Regions from separate parts of the Homo sapiens genome. Here regions 2 and 3 are each linked to region 1. A link is a contact called in ENCODE Hi-C or POLR2A ChIA-PET data. All regions are on one chromosome and are shown on one strand. Each heading gives the region's core, a stretch centred on a gene start or an enhancer-like site at or near the end of the contact. The rest is flanking DNA. Distances are from core to core; before and after follow the strand shown.

Region 1 (4,955 bases), core at 1,354-3,853:
ACTCAGGAGGATGAGGTGGGGAAATCACTTGAACTTGGGAGGTTGAGGCTGCAGGGAGCCGTGATCGCACCACTGCACTCCAACCTGGGCAATAAACTGTCTCAAAAAAACAAAACAAAACAAAAACCTATTTTCCTGCATCTTTGCCAACAACATTATCAACTTTTTTGATATTTACCGATTCTATGGGTGAAAAATGGGATTTCATATAAGTTTTTTCTTTTTTCTTTTTTTTTTTTTTTTGAGATGGAGTCTCGCTTTGTCACCCAGGCTGGAGTGCAGTGGCACCATCTCGGCTCACTGCAAGCTCCACCTCCCAGGTTCATGCCATTCTCCTGCCTCAGCCTCCCGAGTAGCTGGGACTACAGGCACCTGCCACCACGCCCGACTAATTTTTTTGTATTTTTAGTAGAGACAGGGTTTCACCGTGTTAGCCAGGATGGTCTCGATCTCCTGACCTCGTGATCTGCCCACCTTGGCCTCCCAAAGTGCTGGGATTACAGGCGTGAGCCACTGCAGCCAGCCCAGTATAGGTTTTTTAAACTTTAAAAAACTTTTTGAAATAATTTTGGTATAGTTTTAATATTAATTTATCTTATTATAAGTGAGGTTATGCATTTTTTGATATGTTTAAACTGCCATTTCTATATCTTTCCTGTGATTTATTGGTCCCTCATGCAACACTGTGTATCTGAAGACATAGTCAACAGCGGCAGGCCAGGCACGGTGGCTCACGCCTGTAATCCCAACACTTTGAGAGGCCAAGGTGGGAAGATCACTTGAGGCCAGGAGTTTGAGACCAGTCTGGCCAACACGGCAAAACCTCGTCTCTACTAAAAATACAAAAATTAGCCGGGCATGGTGGCGCACGCCTGTAGTTCCAGCTACTCGGGAGGTTGAGGCATAAGAATCACTTGAACCCAGGAGGCAAAGGTTGCAGTGAGCAGAGATTGCACCACTGCACCCCAGCCTGTCTCAAATAAAAATAAAAATTAACAGTGGCAATCAGGCAAAAAAGTAGTGTCATAGGATTAAAATAAAATAAAATAAAACAAACAAAAAAAAGCTCCTCTGAAGGGTAGAGAATTCAGGGGCAGGAGGAGAGAGGAGTCATGGTAGGAATAAGACCCCTTGAATAAGACCCCTTGCTACCAGGCTGGATTTCAGTAACTCTGAGTCCTGTGGAGTTTTGCTGGGATAAACATAGCCACAGTTTAGCAAGTCTGGGGGCCAGGAGAGGTGATCAAGGCAGAGTCAATCCTCAAGAACAATGTCAGAGCCCACTTATTAGACTTGGGTCCAAGGGCAGGGCAGCAATGGGGCTTCTATCCCAAGTTCTTGGACAAGAATTTGGCATTTATCCTATAAGTTTGGCATTTATTCCAAAATTTCTTGTCCAAGAACTTGGGATAGAATCTATTGACAGCCTATTGTCTCCAGTCATGGTTGACACTGGAGCCCTGGACAGGGCTCTGCCTGTGGATGAGCAAGTGACTTTCCCTGTGGGGATGAAGGAAGGTGACCATGTAGACCTTCTCCTAAGACTGTAGAAGGCATGCAGAACGGCAAATACGGCAGCAGCCTGGCCTCACCTTAAGACTGGGTTTAAGAGTGTGGAATGGGCCGGGTGCAGTGGCTCATGCCTGTAATCCCAGCACTTTGGGAGGCCGAGGCAGGTGGATCACCTGAGGTCAGGAGTTCGAGACAGCCTAGCCAACATGGTGAAACCCTGTCTCTACTAAAAATACAAAAAATTAGGGGGTCATGGTGGCAGGCGCCTATAGTCCTAGCTACTCAGGAGGCTGAGGCAGGAGAATCGCTTGAACCCAGGAGGCGGAGGTTGCAGTGAGCCGAGATCGTGCCACTGTACTCCAGCCTGGGCAACAGGAGCGAAACTCCATCTCAAAAACAAACAGAAAAAAAAAAAAAGACCGGGACTGGTGGCTCATGCCTGTAATCCCAGCACTTTGGGAGGCTGAGGCAGGTGGATCACCTGAGGTCAGGAGTTCAAGACCAGCCTGGCCAACACGGTGAAGCCCCATCTCTACGAATAATACAAAAATTAGCTGGGCGTGGTGGCACATGCCTGTATTCCCAGCTACTCAGGAGGCTGAGGCAGGAGAATTGCTGGAACCTGGGAGGCAGAGGTTACAGTGAGCCGAGATCGTGCCACTGCACTTCCAGCCTGGGCAACACAGCGAGACTCCATCTCAAAAACAAAACAAAGAGTGTGGAATGTTGCTAGGAATGAGTGGCTGGGGCCGGAGACTCCTTAGGCCTGGCAGAGATTTGCCCTGGAAGTGCCTGTGTGAGAATGATTAGTTCTCAGCACCTTCTTGTCACAGGATTGCAACTGGCGTCTCAGGAAGCCAAATCTGAGCTACTCCTGGAAGTATCATCTTGGTCAACACTGGCTATAAAACCAAAAGAGGCTGCCAGATTGTGCAAGGAGACAAAACTAGTCTGGTGAGGGCATTTCCTCTTTAGTGATGTCCCAATGGCCTGAGGCTGTCAGGGTTCTTCTCATCACTTGCCTTGTTTTGACTGCCCCCATCAAGGCACAGCTGGCTCATTTGTCCCAGAAGGAAATGGTGAAGCAAGCAGATGGATTGCTCCCTGGACCTCCACAGCGCCTCCTGCTGGTGGTGGACCCCAAGGCCCACCATCCTGCCTTTAATTCATTAACCAGCTGCTTTTCTTTTTGGCTTTGAAATACCCAAAGGTTCCACCAGCTTTCCAACAGTGAAGCCCACCTTTGTAAAAAAAAAAAGAAGCGCTCCCATTTTTCTGTTGCCCCTGCTTTTTCGGTTAAAAGAACATGAAGCAATTTCAGGATATTAGAAAAGCCCTAAGGCAGTGGGGAAACATGCCTAATGAGTTTTAGCTGAATAAAACATCAGGTGAGTGTGGGAGCTGCCCTCAAGCGGGACCTACTGTGCTCCTAGGGCCCTCATCAGCACAAAAGCCCTGTCACTGGCTTGGAGTAAAGATTTCCTATTTAAAAAGATAAGCCAAACCCCTTGGGGCAGCAGAGATTTTTTTTTTTTTTTTTTTTACCACTTTGGGTTTTCTTTAGAATTTGCAGAATTTGTGTGAAGGGCACTGGCACTGAGTCTGCACCCAGATTAGAGCTGTTTTCCACATCCCTTTCCTAGGCTGGGGGGCTTTGGGGCAGATTAGTGATTAGGCTTGTGGGGGGCTTCTGTGTGCTGTGACCTGTGCGTGCCAGGGAACCCCTGCAGCAGTGAGGCAAAGTGGGAAGAAATCTGGAATTGACATTAGAGCTGGAATCTCATTTTCTTTCATCTTGTAAACCAAAACATGACCATGGCAGATCTCAACTGATTCAAAGTTTATTTTGCCAAGGCTGAGGACGTGCCTGGGAAAAAGAAACCCAAGTCACAATACGATCTGTGACCCGTGTTTTTCCAAAGAGGATTTGGGGAACTTCAATATTTCAAGAGGTGTAAACCAAAAAGTATCTGAGATAGGTAACAATTAATTTAGAAATTTATGTTGCCAGCGTTAAGGACGTGCACTTGGGAGACAGGTCTGTGCCTTTCTCCAAATATGGTTTTGAGGGCTTCAATATTTAAAAGTGGGAAAAGCAGGCTGGAGGGGAAAGACGGAGGGTATGGTCACATGACTGAATCCACATGTTGCAAGAGAAAAGGAGCAGGTAGGGGAATAGTCAATTATATATTCATCTTTGTAGCAGCTAAGGTGAACATAGAGTAGCTCTGTGGAGATACTTAACTTTTTATCTGTAGCTACTTGCTTAGGAACAAAAGGAAAAGTAACTTCTTGGATAATTCAGCTTTCAGCTTAATATTTTTCTTTTGGCATAGTGAAATTAGGGTCCCAAGTTTTTATTTTCCTTTCACAGAGGAAAGGGCAAGCAGGAGGGGAAGGGAAAAAAAAAAAAGGAGGGTGGGTAGGCAATGAGGCAAGTGGTTACATTCTTGTGAGGCTCCGGTTAGAGTTCAGTGAGTCTATGTTTTACATGTAAAAAGAAAGGGGTAGAGGAAAAGTCAATTATGCATTAGTCTCATGCTCAGTCAATCTACATTTTTTATAAGATAAGGTGAGCATGTGAAATTACAGCTCTTTGGGAACAAAAGAAAGGCCGTATTTTTGTTTTATTTTTGCTTTTTTGTTTGCATGACTCAGTTCCCAAGCTTTGGCCTAGTGAATTTGAGGTCCCAAGATTCTATTTTTGTTTCACAGTCTGAATGCAGAAAAGTGAGCAGAAAAAGCTTTTGCCAGGCAATTTTAACTATTCATGCAATTATCCTGAATTTTGAGCATTCTTCATTCTCAGCAAGATTTTCTGTCCTTGCAGTTTAGCCGTGCTCTAGAAGCAAAACGAAACTCCTGCATGGAGAATTGAGGAATCTCTCTGTACATCTCAAGCCACGTGAGTTTGGAACTGGAGGGAACAGCTAGAGGTGCCCTGCTACTCTGCAAGACCTCCAGGAGTTACCGGGAAATTTAAATCCCCAGCTGTCTTAAAGGAGCCCATAATCTAACAAGAGATAATATATTCCCAAAACACAGGTCACACATCTGCAGCAAAAACAGAAGGGCTAATAGAAGCGCACGCCTCAGCAGGACAGGCTACATAATCTGTGCGGCTCCGTGCAAAAATGAAAATACGCAACCTCTTGGTCAAAAGACAGGAAAAACTTGCTTTTAAAGGTACACATAAAGCCAGACACAAAAAGACAAATATAATATGAGGCGCCTACAACAGTCAAATTTATAGAGACAGAAAATAGAATGGTGGCTGGGCACGGTGGCTCACGCCTGTAATCCTAGCACTTTGTGAGGCCAAGGCAAGCAGATCACTTGAGGTCAGGAGTTCAAGACTAGCCTGGCCAACATGGCAAAACCCCGTCTCTATTAAAAATACAAAAGTTAGCCGGGCATGGTGGCACGTGCCTGTAGTCCCAGCT
Region 2 (4,955 bases), core at 812-3,311, 150 kb before region 1:
CCAATAATCCTAGCACTCTGGGGGGCTGAAACAAGAGGATAGCTAGAGCCCAGAAGTTCAATACCAACCTGGACAACATGGCAAAACCCCATCTCTATAGAAAGTACAAAAGCTAGCTGGATGTGGTGGCACATGCCTGTAGTCCCAGCTACCTGGGAGGCTGAGATGGGAGGCTGAGGTGGGAGGATCACCTAAGCCTAGGGAGGTCGAGGCTGCATTGAGCCATGATCATGCCACTGCACTCCAACCTTGGTGACAGAGGGGGTCCCATCTCAAAAATTAATTAATTAATTATAATATATATGTATATATAAAACAACCAACTGAATAAAGCAACAATGAAACAGTATTTCTAAAAGAGGAAAAAATTGTGTACTATCTTTAAAACTTTTTATCAGCAACCTTTCTTTAAAGCTTAGACAGTATCTCAAGTATTTTTTTCTTTTTTAAGATTTATTTGTATTTTTTAAAAATAGAGATGGGGTCTCACTATGTGTGCCCAGGCGGGTCTCAAACTCCTGGGCTCAAGTGATCCTCCCACCTCAGCCTCCCAAAGTGCCAGGATTATACACATGAGCCACCATGCCCAGTCTCAACAAGGTTTTTTGTTTGTTTGTTTTTTGTTTTGAGGCAGAGTCTCACTCTGTCACCCAGGCTGGAGTGCAATGGCATGATCTCAGCAACGTCTGCCTCCTAAGTTCAAGCAATCTTTCCACCTCAGCCTCCCAAGTAGCGGAATTACAGGCACCTGCCACCACACCCAGCTAATTTTTATATTTTTAGTAGAGACAGAGTTTCACCATGTTGGCCAGACTGGTCTCAAACTCCTGACCTCAAGTGATCCACCCACCTTGGCCTGCGTGCTGGGATTAGAGGCGTGAACGACTACACCTTACCAAGGTTTTCTTTTTATAAAAATAAAATATACAAGAAATAAAATTTTTGATGGCCGGAATATAAACTAGTAAAAAGAAGTAAAAGCTCCTCCATAAACTTATACAGCAATTTATGCTTTTTCAAGTAGACTCATACCATCTATTAATTTGTTTTAGCCTCTCCACAGGGAGAATAGATATTATTGCTATTTTACAGACGAAGAGGCTGAGTCAGAGATTAGGAGATGTGTCCCAAATCACAGAGTTTTACGTGTAGCAAAACTGGGATTAGACCCAAGCCTCCCACTCTGGTGTCCTTTCCATGCTTTGCTACCTTCCCTCTGTTTCTGGAAAAACAGATAGCCCTGCCAATACAAAGATGGACACGCCCGTGAGTTGTTTCTAAATTTTAGTGATGTGCTGGTGCTACCCCAGCCCCACCCCATCAGCTCCACAGGGCCCAACAGAGATGACAGGCACTATTCAGCAGAGCCAAGTTAGTGCCAGTGGCAAGGAAGTCCACATACCTAGAAGTCTGGGACCGTTCTCTCTCTGGGAGCCCTCATCTCCCAGCACCCTATCCCTCTGGGGGAATCTGCACTAAGAGGCACTAACCCCTTCTCCAGATGAGGAAGCTGAAAAGCAGATTAAGACAAAAGAATCAGAAAGAGGACTACAAGTTCTTGATTTGTAAAAGGACTGCCCCAAATCATTCTAATCAGGGTGTTTGCAAGTTTCTTGAAAAAGCTGAATTTATCCCGCTTCAAATGCCTGTTCCTCCAAAGGCCATTCTTTCAGCACCCACATAATTGCTAAGCAGCTTTGCTCTCATTCTGCTGATCTGAAGAATAAACTATTGTTACCACAATAACAGATCCATATCCATGCCAGAAACTCATCTCTCCAGTTCCCTCATAGCTGTCTGCAGTTGCCTCTGCAGGGCCTCTGCTGACAAGATGACTAATTAACTGCATGAGCCCTGCTCGTGTGGTCTGTTCCTGTTCAGTGGTTTGCTTGCCATTTACCCCTTTTGAGCATTTTACTCCAGCCATCATGAAAATGAAATCAAGGATGGTGAACAGTGTTTTAACACGAGTAAGTAGTGTTCACCCTCCTTTCTCCAAAGACGTAGAGATTCTAAAAAGTTATTTAAAACGTGCCACCCAGTAACACACTGTTTCCCTTTACAGGATGTGCGTAATGGGCAAGATTCAACACTGAAAAAAAAGCGGAGTGGGGGCAGATTTCTATTCCAAAAGACTTATCTGAACTGACACAATTATAGACTTATAACTCATAATGGGCAATCTTTTTTTAAAACATTAAAATTCCTGTCTGATTTATAAAATTTCAAGCCAATGGCAAATTACCAGAAAATTCTTCCTAACAATGGACCAGCATGACCAATTTCCTACCACAGCTATGCCCTGCCTTAAAAGCATTGTCTACTCTAAGTCCTGCCCATTCCCGCATGGACTCATTTTCCCCTTCCAAACATCTTTTCATCCTGCTTGTCACTGCTTAAGTCTTGCTTGTTTCCTCTTACCTTTAATCTAACCAGCCTCAAAAATCTCAAAGTCATTGTTCACATTGCTCTCAATCCCTAAGTACAATCAGTTACCATCCTAGACACTTACACCAAATCTTCAAGTACCACTAACATCACGTTATCCCCCTGCCTAAAAATCATCAGAAGACTACAGAAGTAAAAGCTAAGGAAATATGTGAGTTGTATATTTAAGTCACTCCACAGGCCAGCCCACTTCACCTTCCTTATTTCTTCCCACCCTCTGCACCAACCATATAAATCCAGCCAAATAAGCTTACTAACTGCATCCCAGGCAACTTGTACCACATCCCTTTCTCCCCTGGGCCCTTGCTCAATTTACCCCTACCTCCTTTCCTGCCTAACAAAAATGGCATCTCTTTCTGAAGCCTTCACCACCCAAACCAAGATGATCTTTCTTCACTCTGTTTCCCAAGCAGTACCTCTTGTGCTAACTACCACACATGATTTCTCTCTCCTGTAAGACTGTACATTTCTGAAAGGCCCATATCTTATACAACATTGCATGCCCATGGCACCTGGCATGCTGCCCAGAATCCAGAAGACTTTCAATAACTGCTAAGTGAATTCTTTCTAAAAATTCTCTTAACACTAAAGCCGTGATACTTTAATATTAACAATAATCTTAGAAAATATACTATTTCTATCTCCTCACTTCACAGATAAAAAGACTGTGGCCTGAGACTTGGCCTAAGTCACACAATAATTAGCAACAAAGTAGGGACTAGAACTCAAATCTCTTAGCTCTCTGTCCCACAGTGATGCCCTGTGCTGGAAACATTTCTCTTCTGCCTAGTCACATCCTTCAAGATTGGGTCATTCATAAACTCTAGGAAATCTTTATGGATTACCACCCTGCCCCATGAACTCCTATTCAGCATTTAACTATGTTCTGTTTCAGATACTAATGGTATCTCAAATATCTAACTTATCAAATATCCTCCCTTATTGAAGGGAGGAAATAAATATTTTCCTTCTGCATCCTTCAGTGACTAGCATAGGGCTAAGCGAAGATTCAGTAAGAGCAGAACACTTACAGACAGATTAAGGAAAAGTAACTCAAAGTCATCTGTTGGAATGCTGTCCACAGAATATATGCCACTGATGTCATACAGCATGGATGGCACTGGATTACACTCTAACTGAACCACCTTTTTAAAGTTATTTTGGATAACTTACCAACTTACCCCTCTTCAGAAACTAAACAGAAAATACTGGTAAATTTGACCACAGAAAAATGCTTATATTTTCTTTTAAAAAGAAAGAAACCATAAAAAAACAAAAAAGGCAAATAGCTCCAATATTCAAATCATTCTTGTGGACACGAATAGAAAATTCACAAAAGAAACTAATCACTAATAAATAGAGGATACCTTTCAAGTTCAGGTGGAACTCCTGGGACCTTTAACTTTTGGATTGTATGGCTAAGGCATAATGTTGTTTGTTGTGTATTATATTTGGTATAACTTTTCTTACTGTTTCTCTACTAAGAATGCCTTTAAATATGGTTATTGTGATACTTTTTTACAAGGAAACTATATTTGAGCAGTTCCAAATTGTACATACTGTATGAACCTTGTCCTCTGAATGGGTTCCTTATTTCTACACGGAATTGCGTAGCTTGCAGTATCATGTAACTAAAGATTAAACCTCACCTTTTACTTCAAAAATAGGCAAATAAAATATAGGAAAAGATGCTTAATCTTGCTAGTAATCAAAAGAATGCACATTAAAAGAGCTACTACTTTTTGCCTAAGTAATACCTGGTGTTTGAGGAGATATAAGGGAGTAAAGACTACCAATATCCAACACTGCAGAAGGTACAGAGCAGGTTTTTCTCAACTTCAGTACTACTGACATTTTTGGCTGAATAATTATTTGTTTGGGGGACAGGGCAGGTAACCTACGCATTGTACAATGTATAGCAGTATCCTGGGTTAAAAACATTTAAAACATCTCAAATACCTGTGAATAGGAAATGGTTAAATAAAGCATGATGCATCAACACAATGAAAGAGTTCACAGTCATTATAAAGGATGGTGTCTGTATCTATATGCATTTATACAGAAAGATGACCCTAACACAATGCTTAAGAAGAGACTACAGGCCAGGCACAGTGGCTCTCACCTGTAATCCCAGCACTGAGGGAGGCCAAGGGAGGAGGATCACTTGAGCCCAGGAGTTCAAGACCAGCCTGGGCAACAAAGTAAGACCCTATCTCTACAAAAAATACAAAAATTAGCTGTGAGCCTGTGGTCCCAGCTACTAGGGAGGCTAAGGTAGGAGAATCAAATGAGCCCAGGAGGTTGAGGCTGCAGTGAGTCGTGATGGTGCCGCTGTACTCCAGCTCTGGCAACTGAGCGAGAACCTGTCTCACAAAAATAAATAAATAAATAAATAAATAAATAAGAAAATAAAAGAGGATACGAAAGGATACAGAATATGACCCTATTTATACAAAAGGACATATATGTCTGTGTATTTACATATGTGTATATGCATGTGTGTACAT
Region 3 (4,955 bases), core at 1,819-4,318, 130 kb before region 1:
ACCTGTAATCCTAGCACTTCTGGAGGCCAAGTTGGTTAAATTGCCTGAGCTCAGGAGTTCGAGACCAGCCTGGGCAATACAATGAAACCCCGTCTCTACTAAAACATACACACAAAAAAATTAGTCAGGCATGGCAGCGGGCACCTGTAGTCCCAGCACTTTGCAGGGCCAAGGCGGGCAGATCACGAGGTCAGGAGTTTGAGACCACCCTGGCCAATATGGTGAAACCCCATCTCTACTAAAAATACAAAAATTAGCCAGGCTTGGTGGCACGTGTCTGTAGTCCCAGCTACTCAGAAGGCTGAGGCAGGAGAATCGCTTGAACCCGGGAGGCAGAGGTTGCAGTGAGCCGAGATCACACCACTGCACTCTAGCCTGGGTGACAGAGCGCAACTCCGGCTCAAAAAAAAAAAAAAAAAATTAAGAGGTCATCTGGGAATATCTGGAAAAAAAGAATAAAATTTTCTTCTCCTCTTAAGATCTTTAAAAGAGAAATGATGGTTGAAAGCAAAAAATTTAATATTGTCTGATGGGGATTTCAATGTATGTAGATTAATAAATATGACAATTACAACATAAAGCAGTGAGAGTAAAGGGACCTATATGGTGATAAGTTTTCTACATTCTCCTTAAAGTGGTAAAATATTAACTCTAAGTACACTATGAAAAGTTAGGGATGGATATTCTAACTCCTAGAGCAAGTACTAAAAAAACCTACATGAAGAAATATAGTAAAAAACTCTATTAAAATGAAATATTGGCCAGGCACAGTGGGTCACACTTGTAATCCTAGCACTTCATGAAACCAAGGAGGGCAGATCACCTGAGCTCAGGAGTTCAAGACCAGCCTGGCCAACATGGTGAAACCCCGTTTCTACTAAAAATACAAAAATTAGCTAGGTGTGGTGACGCACACCTGCAATCCCAGCTACTTGGGAGGCTGAGGCACGAGAATCTCTAGAACCTAGGAGACAGACGTTGCAGTGAGCCGAGATCACACCACCGCACTCCAGCCTGGGCAACAGGGCAAGACTGTGTCTCAGAAAAAAAAAAAACAAAAAACTAAAGCATATTCAAATAATCCCAAAGATGGAAGAAAAAGAGAGGAAAAAAAAAAAGCAGAAACCAAATTATAATAAAATGGTAGCCCTAAATCAAACCATATCAATAATTACATTAAATGTAAATGGCCTAAATATACCAATTAAAAGACAGAGATTGTCAGAATGAATAAAAAAAAAGACCCAGCTACATCTATTTATTAAAAACTTACTTTAAATAAAATGGCATAGGTAAGTTAAAAGTAAAAATAAAAGTAAAATGTAGACCTACTCATAACTCCCCCGAACTGGAAATAACACAAATTCTCACAGATGCATGGCTAAAAACTACCATACATCCATGCAATAGAATATTACTTAGCAATTTAAAAAATTATTGGTACACACAACAAAATGGATTAATCTCTAAGGCATTATGCTGGGTAAAAGAAATCAGTTTCAACAGTTACAAACTATATGACTCCATTTACATGGCACTTCGGAAAAGGTAAAACTATAGCAATTAGGAAAGATCAATGGTTGCCGACAGTTGGGGTGGAGGCAGGGCAACATCAGGGAGTTTTTTAGGATGATGGAACTGAGGAAGCCATGGTTGTGGTGATAGTTATATAAATCTATACATATGTTGAAATTTATAGAACTGTACACCAAAAGTCAATTTTACTGTATGTTAATATTTAAAAATGAAGTAAAATAAAAATTACGTGGATGATCTCCATGGACCCTTCCAGACTATGATTCTATCAGTGAGAAAAAGAAAGGAGAGGCAAAAGGAAGACAAGGAGAATGTTAAGTCCTACTGGCATAAAAGCCACTACTCAGAAGAACGGGATTACTGTACAAAAATATACAAAACAAACCCAATCTTCAGAATTTATTCCCAGAAGGGGCTAAGAAAACCGGACATTCGGATCTAAAATATGTATATTTTTAAATGCCTATGAATAGCTTTTCTTGTCTGTTTCTATATTTTTTTACTTTGAAGAAGCTGCCAATTTCTGCTGGCTTAATGCCAATTTCGCTGCTTGGGGTTACTCAATTTACAAGCATCCCTTTATTTATACCCTATACTCTAGGGTCTCCGGCAGTCACAATAACGACTCTGAAAAAGCAGTCGCTTTTGCAGGGTGCCAGAAAGATCAGCGCTCCTCACCCGGAACTAAGGTCCCTGTGGGACACAGTACACCCCGTCCACTAGTTCCAAACTTAAAAGACGCTGGGCGGAAGGTCTTCCCAAGTCAAAAAGCCTCCCAAAGGAGAAGGACCCTGGAGGCCGGGCTTCGGGGCATTTCTGCGTCTCCGGACTGCCCTGTCGCCTCCGGGGCAGCTAGCCGTTTTGAGGACTGTCCTGGTGTGGGGCTGTGGGCTGCAGAAGGTTCTGCCCAGCGACCTTGGGCAAGTCCCTTCCTCTCCTGGAGTAAGAGGAAAATTCTGGGAAGGCTGTGTAAGGGAGCTTCCCATTGCCGCCTCAGAATCCACTTTCTGCCCCCCGCTCTCCAACGCCAAGAAGGAATCACACTTGGCCCTCCAGACTTCACCCCAGCCTTATGCCCGCCACCCTTCCCAGTCCCTGGGAGACCCGCGGGAACTAACACATCCAACCGAGGGCATGGCCCGAAGGCAAGGGGGAGGCAGTAAACACCAAATCCCGGTCTCAGACCCACTCCGCCCCAAGCGGGCCTACCGGGCGCATTCCGACCCGCCCCGCCCTGCGGTCACGGCCCGCCAGGTCCCGCTTCCACCCAAGGGAAGTACAGAGCGCGCCGGGGAGGGTCGGGTGGGGGGCCGGGTCAGGAGGCGCCCACCTTGAGCTGGGACTTGGAGACCTTGCCGCTGTGGTCCTGGTCGAGTGCGGTGAAGGCGTGCCAGATGGCTTTGAGCAGCTCCTCCTTCAAGCTCCCCATGGCCGCGGCCCTGCTGCCCCGCCAACCCCTCCTGCCCAGCCAGCCCCTCCGCGCCTCGGACGCCCCTCAACCTCCGCAGCCACAGCCCGCCGCGCAGTCACCTGACCCGCCAGGCCCCGCCCCCGCCAGGCCCCGCCCTGCTGCCGGCGCCGGTCCAGTGCCGCGCCCACAGCCGCCAGAGTGTGGGTTCTGCGAGTCAAGCCACGCCTGGTGGCAAGAATGCTTGGCCTTCAGTGTCAGCCAGGACGGTAAACACATCTCCCTAATGTTTCCCAGACCAGTTCGGGCCATTTTGGGTGCTCGAGTACAACACCTCACACAAATGACCGCGTCTTGAGGAAAAACCCGAGAGATTAGGTGAGCAGCCTACCCGCCTCCTCCCAGCGCCCCGCAGTGAAAAAGGGATCCCTGGTCCTGTCCTGGGAACGGAGTCACTGTCTGAGAAGGCCAGAGAAGACCCCGAAAAGTCCCCAGACCAGGACTGAAATGATAGCGCAGTCCCAAGTCGGGGAGATGCAGGGCGGCGGGGAGGCAGGAAGGACCTCGAGGGAAGTTTGTTGGTTCATTTCGCAAAAGTTTATTCATGCATACTCTATCTTGGGTTCTAGGGACACAGCGACGACGTTTAAGGGGAGTTTAGAAGTCAGGGTCAGGCAGCATTTTCTTCCTAACGCCTAGCTGTTGTTCAATTCACATCTTAGGAGGGGTTTGACCTGGGTAATACCTCTCTGTAGTGTTTCTCTGCTTGCAGAATAGGAGATCTGGGCCAATTCCAAATCACTCCACCCATTTTACTAATCCAAAGAGATGGACCATTTAAAAGAACGTATTCGGCCAGGCGTGGTGGCTCACGCCTGTAATCCCAGCCCTTTGGGAGGCCAAGGCGGGCGGATCACCTGAGGTCGGGGGTTCGAGACCAGCCTGACCAACATGAAGAAACCCCGTCTCTACTAAAAATACAAAATTAGCCGGGCGTGGTGGCACATGCCTGTAATCTCAGCTACTCGGGAGGCTGAGGCAGGAGAATCGCTTGAACCCGGTAGGCGGAGGTTGCAGTGAACCAAGATCGCGCCATTGCACTCCAGCCTGGGCAACAAGAGTGAAACTCCGTCTCAAAAAAAAAAAAAAAAGTATTCGATTGCAGCTGTTGAATTAATATCTGTTCGCGGTGGTCACAATGGTCACTTGATCTCTTTGGGCTTCAAATTATCCCGTATAAAAAGAGCAGGGTTGCACCAGATGTTCTGGAAGGGTTCTTGCAGTACTAGCATCCTAGGATAATAACTATTGCCGGTTAACTAAGGTCTGATTAAATCGCCAGGCTCAGTACCTCTCCTCTCCAATCCTGGACTAATTGGAGAGAACAATAAACACCAAGAGTTTTTAAAATGAGGTGGTTCTCAGATGAAGTTTGGTTTTGTTTTGCTTTTTTAAGTTCCTTAATGCACATGTTTGCCTTATTAAGAAAGGAAAAGATCTTCATAAGAAAGGGATATTTGGAAAGAGAAGAACAAGAAGGAGCCTCTTCAGTGAGTTTGAGATCAAAAAGGAACTGGTGGGGAAGAGGAGAGGATGGCCCCACTGACGAAAGAAGGGGCAGGAGCAAAAGGGTGGCCAGCCCCTCACTGTGACTGTCCTGAAGGTTCTACCCCATTTCATCACCATTTGTCAGGACTTTTCTTGCCCTACCAGAATCCAATTTCTATCATTTATCTTCCCCATTTCCAGCCCAAGTCTGCCAGTCAGCAAAACCACATGGTTTAACCTCTGATTTATTCATGCGAAGTCAGCTTACCCTGAGTAGCAAAAAAAAAAAAAAAAGAAGAAGAAGAAAAAAGAAACGAAGAAAACCTCCTAATTCTCAAGGTTCAGTTTAACCACTATATGACCCTTCTTCTCTCTCAGTATCTGGAAGTACCAAACATATTTCAAAGCCTTTTTTTTATGACAAGACCAGGACATTGTGGACTTCCAAATTCCTACTTCTCCC

The links. A loop is a pair of places that touch in the nucleus more often than their neighbours do. ChIA-PET counts read pairs that join two places held with the same protein, here RNA polymerase II (POLR2A). Pooled maps may share reads with other maps.
Region 2: a loop to region 1 is called in a pooled map, with 2.5 times the contacts of the local background. The contact joins two enhancer-like sites. A Hi-C loop is called at or near these places in 3 of 50 pooled maps. POLR2A ChIA-PET finds 5 or more read pairs at or near these places in 3 of 52 experiments (A549, H1 and OCI-LY7).
Region 3: a map of esophagus muscularis mucosa shows a loop between it and region 1 (5-fold over the local background). The contact joins the promoter of SWAP70 here to the enhancer-like site in region 1. A Hi-C loop is called at or near these places in 1 of 168 maps with a recorded cell type or tissue (esophagus muscularis mucosa), 1 of 37 single-sample maps with no recorded cell type and 8 of 50 pooled maps. POLR2A ChIA-PET finds 5 or more read pairs at or near these places in 4 of 52 experiments (A549, AG04450, H1 and 1 more).

The regions. Positions count from the first base shown.
Region 1 is chr11:9,532,964-9,537,918 of GRCh38, reverse strand. No RefSeq gene overlaps it. Among named protein-coding and RNA genes, the nearest start is that of WEE1, 38 kb to the left of the region's middle. Within about 2 kb of position 2,603, at least 7 of the 41 ENCODE cell types and tissues checked have a DNase peak (open chromatin) inside an H3K27ac peak, as active enhancers do.
Region 2 is chr11:9,686,242-9,691,196 of GRCh38, reverse strand. The region is part of intron 1 of SWAP70 (switching B cell complex subunit SWAP70); the gene reads right to left. Among named protein-coding and RNA genes, the nearest start is that of SWAP70, 25 kb to the right of the region's middle. Within about 2 kb of position 2,061, at least 18 of the 41 ENCODE cell types and tissues checked have a DNase peak (open chromatin) inside an H3K27ac peak, as active enhancers do.
Region 3 is chr11:9,662,190-9,667,144 of GRCh38, reverse strand. It overlaps SWAP70 (switching B cell complex subunit SWAP70), which reads right to left and starts at 3,068. Exons shown (of 12, transcript NM_015055.4): 1 at 2,867-3,068. The coding sequence starts at 2,965. RefSeq lists enhancers at 2,461-2,580, 3,691-3,890 and a silencer at 2,721-3,220.